2 separate regions of the Mus musculus genome follow, and region 1 is linked to region 2. Evidence: chromatin contacts called from ENCODE Hi-C or POLR2A ChIA-PET data. All regions are on one chromosome and are shown on one strand. The core of a region is the stretch at or near the end of the contact, and the rest is flanking DNA. Distances in the headings are between cores, read along the strand shown.

Region 1 (5,500 bases), core at 257-2,756, 170 kb after region 2:
AGAAGGGCATTTCACTATTGAGAGCAAGCAGAGGTTTTGTACTTTGGGGTTTTTTACTTTTTACTAGCCTGAACAGAGAGGATTTTTCTTGTGGAGCCTCTCCGTGCATACCCATATTGATATTGGAAGGTGCGCATGCTCGAGCACATGTGGCTTAAGGTGTCCATCCTGTGATCATGTTAGGGGCAGAGATCACATGGTCAAAGGGATAAAGGGTGAACATAATACTGCCAGAACTGAGAACTTAGAAGGATAATGAGCAGAGATTACTATGGGCTACCTAGAAGAACGGGAGTGATTGTGTGACTCGTTTCTCTTAAATATGTTTTCAAGCGTGTTAGCCGAGACATATGCCAAACTTTGAAGGTCTTTTAAGCAGGCAGCAGTGTTCTGTGTGTATTATAGGTGTTTGTTTCTAATGCACCTGCTCACTACCCTATAACCAACGTAAATGTCCTAGGTAATCCACAGAAAGTAAGGAACACCACAGAGAAGAGTGCCTGGGAAGTGAAGGAAGTTATTTATATAGATACTGTCCACAGGTGACCCAGGCTAGCTTAAACTGTGGTGAACTTTCCCTCGGGGGCCATGTTTGGCCTGTGACCTGAAGAGAAGATTATAAACAACTGATAACATAAATGAAAATTATATCAAGAACTCTGTATTGAAAGGAATTCTCTCCTGAGATAAACTGTTATTGAAGAACACAGTATGAATGCCATTGTTTGGTCTAAGGGCACTTTTATTAGGCTCAAGTCAACCACAAACAGCATCAGTGAAAAGATAACATTTTGATTGGAATATTCTTTCCCTAGGGTGACAATGTATTGATTAATACCTACAGTGGTGTGCTCAAGATCTCTGACTTCGGGACATCCAAGAGGCTTGCTGGCATAAACCCATGTACCGAAACCTTTACAGGTACGCTTTTCCCGAACGATACAGATCTTGGATAATTAAGAATGTAATTGCTGAGCCTCAGCGTCAGGTGAGAGATAAACTAAGTCAGGTTTCTCACAAACACTGATGCTGGGATTGCCTGATGCTCACTGGAAAACTGTACGGGGCCTGACTTGCCCTCCTGTCTTCCTGGGTTCTGAGTGGCTCAGCCTGTGTGTAAACCACTGAAGGTGACTTCCCACTCTCAGCATGCTTGCTTTTTGTTTCCTGACCTTTTTTTTTTTTTTCCCTTGACTGGCTTACAGCCACTCTGACCCTCACGAGACTGCTGTTTACAAACATACCCTCACCCAGCCTCTCTGATTCTTACTCATACCCAAACAACTTCCTATCTGGGCTCCAGTTTCCCCTCCTTCTTAGTCTGTTTTCTCCCAGGAATCAATTCCCCTCCCCCACAACATAAATAACCCTAAGATTTCAATTCAGAAAAGAGGAAGTGACTCATCCACTCGGAAGAGGTGGAGATGAGAAATTGGGCAACGCAGTGACTGAGCTGCCTCTGATGCCAAGTCCTGGGAGGGTGGAGACAGCAGTTTTCAAAAAGGTGAACACAGCCAAGAGGAAAACAGAGCCCAGCAGATGGATGACTGCCCATTAGATACCGAGCCTGCAGAATGTCTCTGTTCCATGTTCTGATGCTAACTCTCCAGGAGCATTGGGCTCTGTTATTATTAGAGGAGGAGGGCAGGGCCAGAGATTTAGAGATTGACTAAAAAAAAAAATTAAGGAGTCAGTGACTAATCTTTGATTCAGTGTAAAGCAAAATGGCCAGATGTCCCCATTTCTGAATCCCCTGTGGTAGACAGAAGCGCCCCCATTTTGCAAGTGGGACATTAGTGGAAAGAGGTGGGAGACACCTCTGGTGGTCAGGGCAGTTTGTCTGTGATGGAGCTCAGGGTTTCCTCTCTACCTTTGCTCTTGCCATTGGCCTGCAGACCTCAGTCCATCTTCCTCTCCCCCTTACTCTGCAGTCTGTGCTGGTGGCCTCGGAGGTGGGAAGGAGGAGAGAGAAACCCTTGTGCCTTTCAGATCCTCCTATCTGCGCCACCTCCTGGACTCCACACAATGTATTTCAGACACAGGATTACCCATATTTACGATGTATTTTAAAATAAATTCCAACCGACGAGCAACTTCCATGTTTGCGCCTCTTTCCTCATTCTCTCTCAGCTTAGCAAGCAGCCATTTAGATGTTGCCCAGACTCAGTGACTTGGGAGATGATAATTCCTACTTCTGCAATGTTTGTGGGCAGGATGTTGATCTCATACCTCCTTTTCATCTTGAAGATTTGTCTTTAATCCACAAGGCACTGTAGGGAAGGAGCCCTCACCGGGGCCCTGAGCCTATAACTCTCCCACTGGCCACACATGAAGGTGATGTGTACAGTGTATGACTAAGGAGCTCAGATCTCTCTTTCATGCTGATCTGAGAGCCATGGCTTGCAGGCAGGTCTTGGTCCTTTCAACACTGTGGGCTTTGTAGTCCTGACTGGCTAGAGGTCAAGATACCTCGTCAGCTCTGGTGAATGTAGTGGGAAGACCTGGCTTGATTTCAGCTCCTGCTGATTTGGGTGAGGGGCAGACAGGGCGAGTCATCGTTTATTGCTCTGACTGCATACCTTGCTTGGGTGCACAGTGCATCATACACACTGAAATTTGTACATGAACCCTAATCAGGAGGTAACATCATCCCGGTTTATGGTGAGAACATTAAGGTTCAAAGAGTTTAAATAACTTGCCCAAGGTCACAGAACTGTTTAGTAATAGATCTGAGGTTTGAGCTAGACTTGACATGCTAAGTGGAGTTAATTACCTTCTCCTCAGACCTTTCCCACCCACGTTCTTCTCTGTCTCTCGCCACTGAGGGCCACTCGAGACTTTGGCTGTCACTGGCACCCTTTCTCACGCTGCAGTCTGACCATCGAGGAAGCATGTCGGTCCAGAAGTGGGACGGGCTATGACCCTTCCAGTGCCAGAGATCTCCTGTCACAGCCGCCTCACATGGCCTCTCTGCTTCTACTCCTGCCCCTCCTGTCCATCCTCAACATTGCAGCCAGAATGTCTCCCAGAGCCCTCGGTGGCTTCCAAGCAGAGTAAACAAAGCCAGAGCCTGTATGTCCCACAAGGTGTGGCCTGCCTTGGAGCCCATTGCCTTTCAGACCCTGCTTCTCCCTCACCAGGCACTGGGAGCAAAGAGTTTCCTCAAGGCCAGAACCAGGCCCGAGGGCTCCCTCCACTTCCCCTCTACACCATACCACACCCTCTCTAGCACCCCTCCTCTCTCCTGCTCAGTCCATTCATGTCCACTCTTACAGTTTACCTCTAATCGGGGTTCTTGACCTGTCTTTGATCCATTAAACAGTTGTTCTTAACCTTCTTAAAACGGTAACCCTTTAACACACTTTTGCGTGTTGTGGTGACACCCCCCAACCCTAAAATTATTTTCTTTTTTTTTTTTTAAAGATTTATTTATTTATTATATGTAAGTACACTGTATCTGTCTTCAGACACTCCAGAAGAGGGCGTCAGATCATGTTACAGATGGTTGTGAGCCACCATGTGGTTGCTGGGATTTGAACTTCGGACCTTCGGAAGAGCAGTCGGGTGCTCTTACCCACTGAGCCATTTCACCAGCCCTAAAATTATTTTCATTACTGCTTCATAACCGTAATCTTGCTATGGTCATAATGTAAACATCTGATATGCAGAATCTGACACGTGACCCCTTCAAAAGGGCTGGTCGACTCCGAGAGGCGTCACGACCCACGGATTGAGACCCGCTGCGTTAGAGTCTTCTGCTGAGATCCACAGTAGGAATTGTGTATATTGCATATACAGAAACACATGCACCAGAAGTTTTTGATTTATTTTTCATCATAGCTCGCAGAATCCCGATGCTAGTTGTTTTTGTCTGCGTTAGGGCTCGCACGCAGGTTCAGTAAGCCCAGTGCTGCTGATCTGTAGCGCTATCCTCAAGGGGCTTGTCCCCTTGAGACTTGAAGAGTTGTACAACTAAAGGGGGCACCGTGTGACTTCTGAATACATGATGTATTGTTTAGTGTGGCACATGGGTCCCCCTCAGACATCTGAGCATTTCTTTGAAAGCATCAGAGTCCCCTTTGTAGATTCTTGGGTATCTTTTGTTGGTGGGTTTGTTTGTTTGTTTGTTTGTTTGTTTGTTTGTTTGTTTGTTTTAAACAGAGCATCTACCTATGGGGTAGACCGCTTTCTCCTGACTGGCTGCTGACTGACTGCTGTTGCCCGTCTCTCACTTGCTTACATCCCGCAGCTTCTCATAAGCACTGTTCTGCCCCCATCTTTGATGACACTGGGACTCGTCTGTGTCCGGACTTATTTCTCTGACCATAGTGATGAGTCAGATACCAGGCTCCGGAACTGGGGACTGGACGGCTTGAATGAGATCAGTGAATGAACTAGATTTTCTCCGCAAAAGTACACATAAGGGAGTCATCGTACACTGGAAGACCTGGATGCAGAAGAGACCTGGATGCAGCAATAGATACTGCATTTCCTATTGTTCTGAACAACAGACCAACTATGGTCAAGTCTCTGAGGCACCCCTTAGAGGGGCATGTCAGCCTTAAACCACCCATAACCAGATGCTGTTGATGAACTGTTCTGTTTCAGTGATAAAATCTGTTATGAAAACTTAACGCTTCTACTTTTATTAACTGCAAAGAAAGCTGGATCTCAGAGAAACATGAGCCATCGGGACCTGAATGAGATTTTCTTAATTGTTGTACTTAATGTAGAATATTTGAAGTGGTCATTAGGCACCATTCTTTGCCTTTCTAAAGTGGAACTCTGTTTGCATTATTCCCAGGTACCCTTCAGTATATGGCGCCAGAAATAATCGATAAAGGACCACGAGGCTATGGAAAGGCCGCCGACATTTGGTCACTGGGCTGCACAATCATCGAAATGGCTACTGGAAAACCACCATTTTATGAACTAGGAGAGCCACAGGCAGCCATGTTCAAGGTCACATGTCATATTAAACACAAAGGGATAGAAGATTCACATAGCTAATGGGTGCTTTGTGCATGGATGAATATCAGGGTTTGTTAGCAGAGACGCTCAGGGACACTCACGCTGAGTCTCAGGCGAGAAGATCCTCTCTCCCACTCTGTAGTCCACACCTGCGCTTCAACCTTAGTTTTCTTCCTTCTAAACTGAGAATCCATGTAAGCTGCTTACAGCCCAGGATAAAGGACAGAGGACTCTAAACTCTGGGAAATAGTGTGGATGTTTTCCACGTAAGAAAACTGTAAGAACACTTTGCGGGGCTGGGGATCTGCCACAGTGGTAAAGCCCTTTATTAGCATCCCTGGTTCAGTCCATAGCACCTCACACATACACATACGTGCACATGCACACACATACGAACACAAAAAAAAATTCACAAAACCACATTTAAATCTACTTAAAAATTAAACTGTTTTCCTCATTTCTCTACTGCAAATGTTTAAAGAATCCATTCTTATAAAGGGAATAATTACCATTTTAAATAAACCAACTT
Region 2 (5,294 bases), core at 218-2,717:
CTGTGTTAAGTAAGGCTTTGGGGAGTTTGACATCCAATTTACATTTTGCCTCTTACATTTTGGCTTACTAACCTCAAGTTAGGAAATCCAAATCCTTTACGTATTGCAGCTTGCCTTGGCTTTCCTGACATGACCTACAGCATTCTGGGAGAGTTCTCTGGGAATTTACACATCTGGTTTTGCTTCCCAAAATAAGCGGGAGCTTTTTGATCACACTAAAGCAATCAAGCCTTTTCATTTGTGTATGGTTCAGTTTTAAAAAATGAAATAAGTTAACTTCTCTCTTTCAACTCTGAATGATAATTTTCCCATGCATTTTCTATCTTAGGTATCTGGCATTTTGAGGAAGGGGTGACTTTAAGATGATATATGAGAGTATTAAGTCATTCGGCAATGGAGCCAATCAATTACTCATTAACGATAACAGCGTAAGCAACTGGAAATTTTACAATGAAAAGTACCAGCGGCTGCCACGATAAATTTAGCCGACCACTTCTAAATTTAGCGCCCCTGTCACTTATAAACCACTTTCCATTTGAGGCCTGGGCTGTAGGGCGCTTGTTGGATCCTCCCGCCTCTCGGCACGCGTGTTGCCACGGTGCATCCAGCGCCACGCGCTGCCCACGAGCGGACCAGAACGAGCGAGGCGCGGTGGCTGCGCCCAGCGCTGCAAACGCCTGGCGGGCTGACCGGGACAGTGCGGGTTAGAGACTCTTCTTTTGCGCCGTCCCGCAGCGAGGCGCGCACAGGGTTTCAGCCCTCTTTCCCAGTTCTCTGAGGTCCCGGAGCAGTGGGTTCGGTCCAGGCTGCAGCTTCCCAGCAGCGCCCTCCTCAGGGGCGGGCCCTGGCTCTCTGTGCTGCAACGAGTGGGCGGCCACAGGCGGGTAGCCGAGAGGACGGGCGGCTGCGAGACGGTCGCTGGGACTCGGAGGGCGCGGCGAACCGGTGAAAGAGGAAGGGAAGGAAGGAAGGAGGAGGTGGTGGTGGAGGAGACGGAGTCGGTGCAAGGGAGCTGTTGCGGAGCAGAGAGGCGGATCCTTTCGGGAGCGGCCACGGAGGTTCCGGGACGCGGCTCGGGGTAGCCCGCCCACCGCGCGTAAGGTGTTCTCCAGGTAGCGCCGGCACCCAGAGGGCGCCCTCGCCCGGCCCGCGCTCGGCAGGCGACAGCTCGCGGCTCCCCGAGCGCGGCGCCCTTGAGCCGGGCTGCGCAGGTTGGCCGCCGACTCGTCCGCCCGCCAAGAGGAGGAAGCTCTGTCCCTTCCCGCTCGCCGCGGCCGGCGTCCCCACCCCGTGGACTCTCCACCCTGCAGCGGGCGAGCGGCGTGGCCACGGAGGCGCCGAGGAGGGGCGAGCCGCCGCCGGGCAGCGGCGTGGCCCCGGGGGACAGGGCGCCCGAGCGGAGGCGGCGGCGGGGCGGTGAAGGCGCGGCGCGCGATGGCAGCTGCCTAGCCCGGCGCGCGCGGAGCAGCCCGGAGCTGTGGCTAGCCAGACGGTGCGTCTGGGCTGGGGACTCCGGGGTCGCCGCCGTGGCAGCCCGGCAGGCAGAGATGGGCACCGAAGCCGGCGAGGGCATCACTTTCTCCGTGCCGCCCTTTGCGTCCGTGGGCTTTTGCACCATCCCGGAGGGCGGCAGCTGCCGGAGGGGAGGAGGAGCGGCGACGGCGGCGGAGGGAGAGCCGAGCCTGCAGCCCTTGCTTGTGCCGCCGCCGCCGCCACCGCCGGGCAGTTTCTGGAACGTGGAGAGCGCGGCGGCTCCCGGCACCAGCTGCCCTACCACCGCCCCCGGGAGCAGCGCCACCCGAGGCCGGGGCAACTCTGGCAGCGGGGGCGGCCGGCGTACCACCGTGGCTTATGTGATCAATGAGGCGAGCCAGGGGCAGCTGGTGGTGGCGGAGAGCGAGGCCCTGCAGAGCCTGCGGGAGGCGTGCGAGGCGGTGGGCGCCACCCTGGAGACCCTGCATTTCGGGAAGCTGGACTTCGGGGAAACCGCCGTGCTGGACCGTTTTTACAACGCAGGTGAGTGGCAGCTCGGCTCGTTGCTTTGCCCAGCCGGTTTCTCCTGGCTGTCTTGGTTGGGGGGGGGGGGGGATTTTTGTTTTGTTTTGTTTTTCGTGGGCGGGAAGCAAGCTTCCTATTTACATCACGCCTCACCTTGAGAGCGGCAAGAGTGGTTGCAGGACTATTCAGGCCGGCCGCTCCTAGTTGAGGGTGTGCTGGTGCAAGTGACTGTATTTGTGCGGGAGATCCTCCGCTGATTTATTCATTATCCGGCAGCGAAGACCCTGGGTCCAAGTACAAGGCTCGGAAAAACACTTCCTCCCACCATTGCGAATAATTGCTTCAATCACTTCTCTTCAGTTAGGAGGTGGGTAGGTTTTGCTTTTGCAAACACACACCTGTGGCCCACTGAAGTGATGTTCTGTTCTCTGTGCAGTCTTGGGAGTACAGAAATGCCCTTATGCTAAGCAGCCAGCTGTGTGCAGAGTTTCGTTTGAGTTTTCAAAGCGCGGCCTGACCTTCCCCAACTCATTTCACCTTCGAGTTTTGGTGGCTTCAATTTCCCATTCTCTTACTACTTTGAACGGTCAAATAACTATATGTTGGAGTAAAAGCACCGTGAAACACACCAAATGTGTGTGATCTTTGTTAGAATCTTGCCCAAAGAACCAGTTTTTTTTGTTTTGTTTTTTGTTTGTTTGTTTGTTTTTTTAAAAAATTACCTCAGATACTGTGGTGAGTGGAAGAGTTTATAATTTGGCATGGTTTAAAGAGTTCCCATGCAATTTTAATGACAGATTCGGTTGACTATTAAAGTGATTGTTAATGTAATCCACCGGAATGTCTCCCTTTTAGTCCATTTCAGATTTCAAAAACTGTTAAGAGAGTTCTGATGACTAAAGCAATTAGCCAGCCGTCTGTCAGCAAATGTTAGGAATGGTTGTGTGCTACTGAAATCCAATGGGATCAAGTAAATAGACATGCTAATTTTTATAATCGTGGTGGTGGGAAGCCTGGTTTTTGTCTTCAAACACAGTGAGCTTCTCCCATTTGTGATCACAAGGTTTTGTACTTCAATCTAATTCTCTTACAGCCTCTTTAAAACACCTGAAGGAGGCTTATGTCTGCTTTGGAATTCAGCCAAAGCTGAATATTTTAAGAACAAGAAGAACTTCATGTTAAGAAAGCCAGACTAAATAAACTGAGACTTTCTGGTTTGGGTATTTTTTAAACAGTCTGTCTTCATAACTGAACATGAATTTAATATATTATAGCTTGGTTCTTGGGGTGGCTAGTTATAAAAATTACATAAACATAACTTTTCTAAAAATTATAGCACTCTTATTTTTGGATTATAATTTGGAAGACGCTTCAAAGAACCAAATGATATGAGAGGAAAAAAGCCAAATAGGAACTTGAGCTTATTTTTATTGCAATGATAGAGTAGGCTTATTTTTCCTAGGAGTCCAGAAAAAAAAAAGTCTTAAACCCTCAGCTAATATGAAGGAAAGTTTCCTAACAAAGCTGTCCTCTGTTAGTCTCCAAATACCATCTCTGCAAAAGGAGAGAGGGTAGAGGAGAGCAGGCATGTGAACTCTGTCTCACTCCGGCCTATGACCAGGCCTGAGATGAGAGTACTATTGACTTATTAGAAGAGACTGGCCCTGGGACTCATAGTCAGTGGCTTGCCGTTGCACAGTGCTGGCATTAAAAGTTTACGGGGGTGGGGGTGGGGGTGGGGGTGGGGGTTGCTTTTGTGCAGAGCACATTTGCTATTAGAATCAAGGGAAGTACTCGGTTTTCAGATCCTGGGCTCAAGAGCTGGCCAGGATCTTCAGAGACCTGTAGGTACAGTGAGGGACAGTGGAGAGGATATGCTCTGGGGACTCCCCTGTTAGTGGCCACCCTCCCAACCCACTGGTTCTTCCAACGTAGTAAGGCCTGAGTCTAATCACTGCCCAGCTAGAAGATACCTTACTCAGCGTGAAGCTAGCTGTGATGGAAAGAAGATGTTGCCAGTTCACTCTAACCCTTGGTTTTTCTAAACTGATGACATTGGGCTCGGGAGTAGGCCAGTTTGGGGTTTCCCCTGATTTCTAAGAGAGTAATTGCTCTCCTTCCACCAATGGCTGGTCAACTGTTGCTCAAAAGCTGGCCAACTGTTTTGCTTTCTGTCAGAGGCCAGATAGTTAAAGTATTCTAGACTCTGACGTTTTCCAGGTCTGACACAGGTTTCCAACTCAGCTGTGAGAACTGCTGTAAACAGTCTTTAAAGAGATGATTGTACGTTGATAGTTGGAGGTCAGCCTGGACTCCTCAGTGAGTCAAAGGCCACACTGAGCCACACAATGAGACTCTCTTTTTCAGAAACAAAAACCAAATCAAGCAAGCAAGAGAGCGTGACTGTGGGTACGCAAACTGTACTAATAGATGTTGGTAGCTTGCAGGCTGGCTAAGCATATTAACTGTGGGGCCCTGGAACATGCTGGCCTCTTCTGCCCTACCTCATGTGGAGATTGAGTCCTTGCTGGGCACTGAGAAGAGCATGGCCCCTCCTGGCGAAACTGAGTGTCCAGTTATGCACTGGGTCATATACTCACGAGAAAGGCCTTCTGTGCCTTACAGTAGAGTTTCTTTATCTGGAAAGTTCACCAGGGTAGGAGTGGGGAGAGAACTGAATCGCATGTCAGAGATTCCCCCTGAATCCTGTATGGATTTGTGAAAGAGAGAAAGCATGAATATCGTAACAAGGGCTTTGGGGTCTGGATTCCGGTCCAGTCTCTTCTGTAATACTGAGTGAGTCAATTCAGACTTTTAGAGGAGTAGATAGATGGTTGGAGAGATCTGTTCTTTGAAATCTCAGTATTATTACTGCAAGTGACTCGTTGTACTTCATAGAGATTCATAACTGCTCCTTTATGCCTGCCTGTCCTTGGTCCTGAGGAGATCAGAATTGGGGGGTTGGGGGGGTGGGAACCTTTGACTTGACTGTCACAGAGCCTGTGAGGGTCGCCCAGAAGCCAGAACTTTCCAGCACTCAGCGTAGCTTTTTAAAGGAAATAGGAGAAGCCAGATGAGAGAATAAGCAAGAACAGCCCAACCTGGGTCTTGCTTAGCTGTTATTTCTTCCCCAGTGCCAGGAATCCCACCTGGAGGCCTTGTGCATAGCAGACAGGAGCTTTGTCACCAAACTGCAGATCAGAGCCTGAACGACTGCATTTGGAAAAGGACAGAGCCCAAGTAGTCCAGTTTAGAACGGATAACAGAAAAAAAGAGTGCTGGTATTGTTAAAACTT

Evidence for each region. Hi-C counts contacts between places; a loop is a spot of excess contacts on that map. ChIA-PET counts read pairs that join two places held with the same protein, here RNA polymerase II (POLR2A).
Region 1: POLR2A ChIA-PET joins it to region 2 with 18 read pairs in Patski. The contact joins the enhancer-like site here to the promoter of Map3k5 in region 2. A Hi-C loop is called at or near these places in 1 of 37 maps with a recorded cell type or tissue (left cerebral cortex). POLR2A ChIA-PET finds 5 or more read pairs at or near these places in 1 of 5 experiments (Patski).

Annotation. Positions count from the first base shown.
Region 1 is chr10:20,103,345-20,108,844 of GRCm38, forward strand. Map3k5 (mitogen-activated protein kinase kinase kinase 5) reads left to right here. Exons shown (of 30, transcript NM_008580.4): 18 at 816-921; 19 at 4,805-4,962. Among named protein-coding and RNA genes, the nearest start is that of Map7, 65 kb to the right of the region's middle. Within about 2 kb of position 1,507, at least 1 of the 3 ENCODE cell types and tissues checked has a DNase peak (open chromatin) inside an H3K27ac peak, as active enhancers do.
Region 2 is chr10:19,933,059-19,938,352 of GRCm38, forward strand. Map3k5 (mitogen-activated protein kinase kinase kinase 5) reads left to right here and starts at 1,468. Exons shown (of 30, transcript NM_008580.4): 1 at 1,468-2,016. The coding sequence starts at 1,548.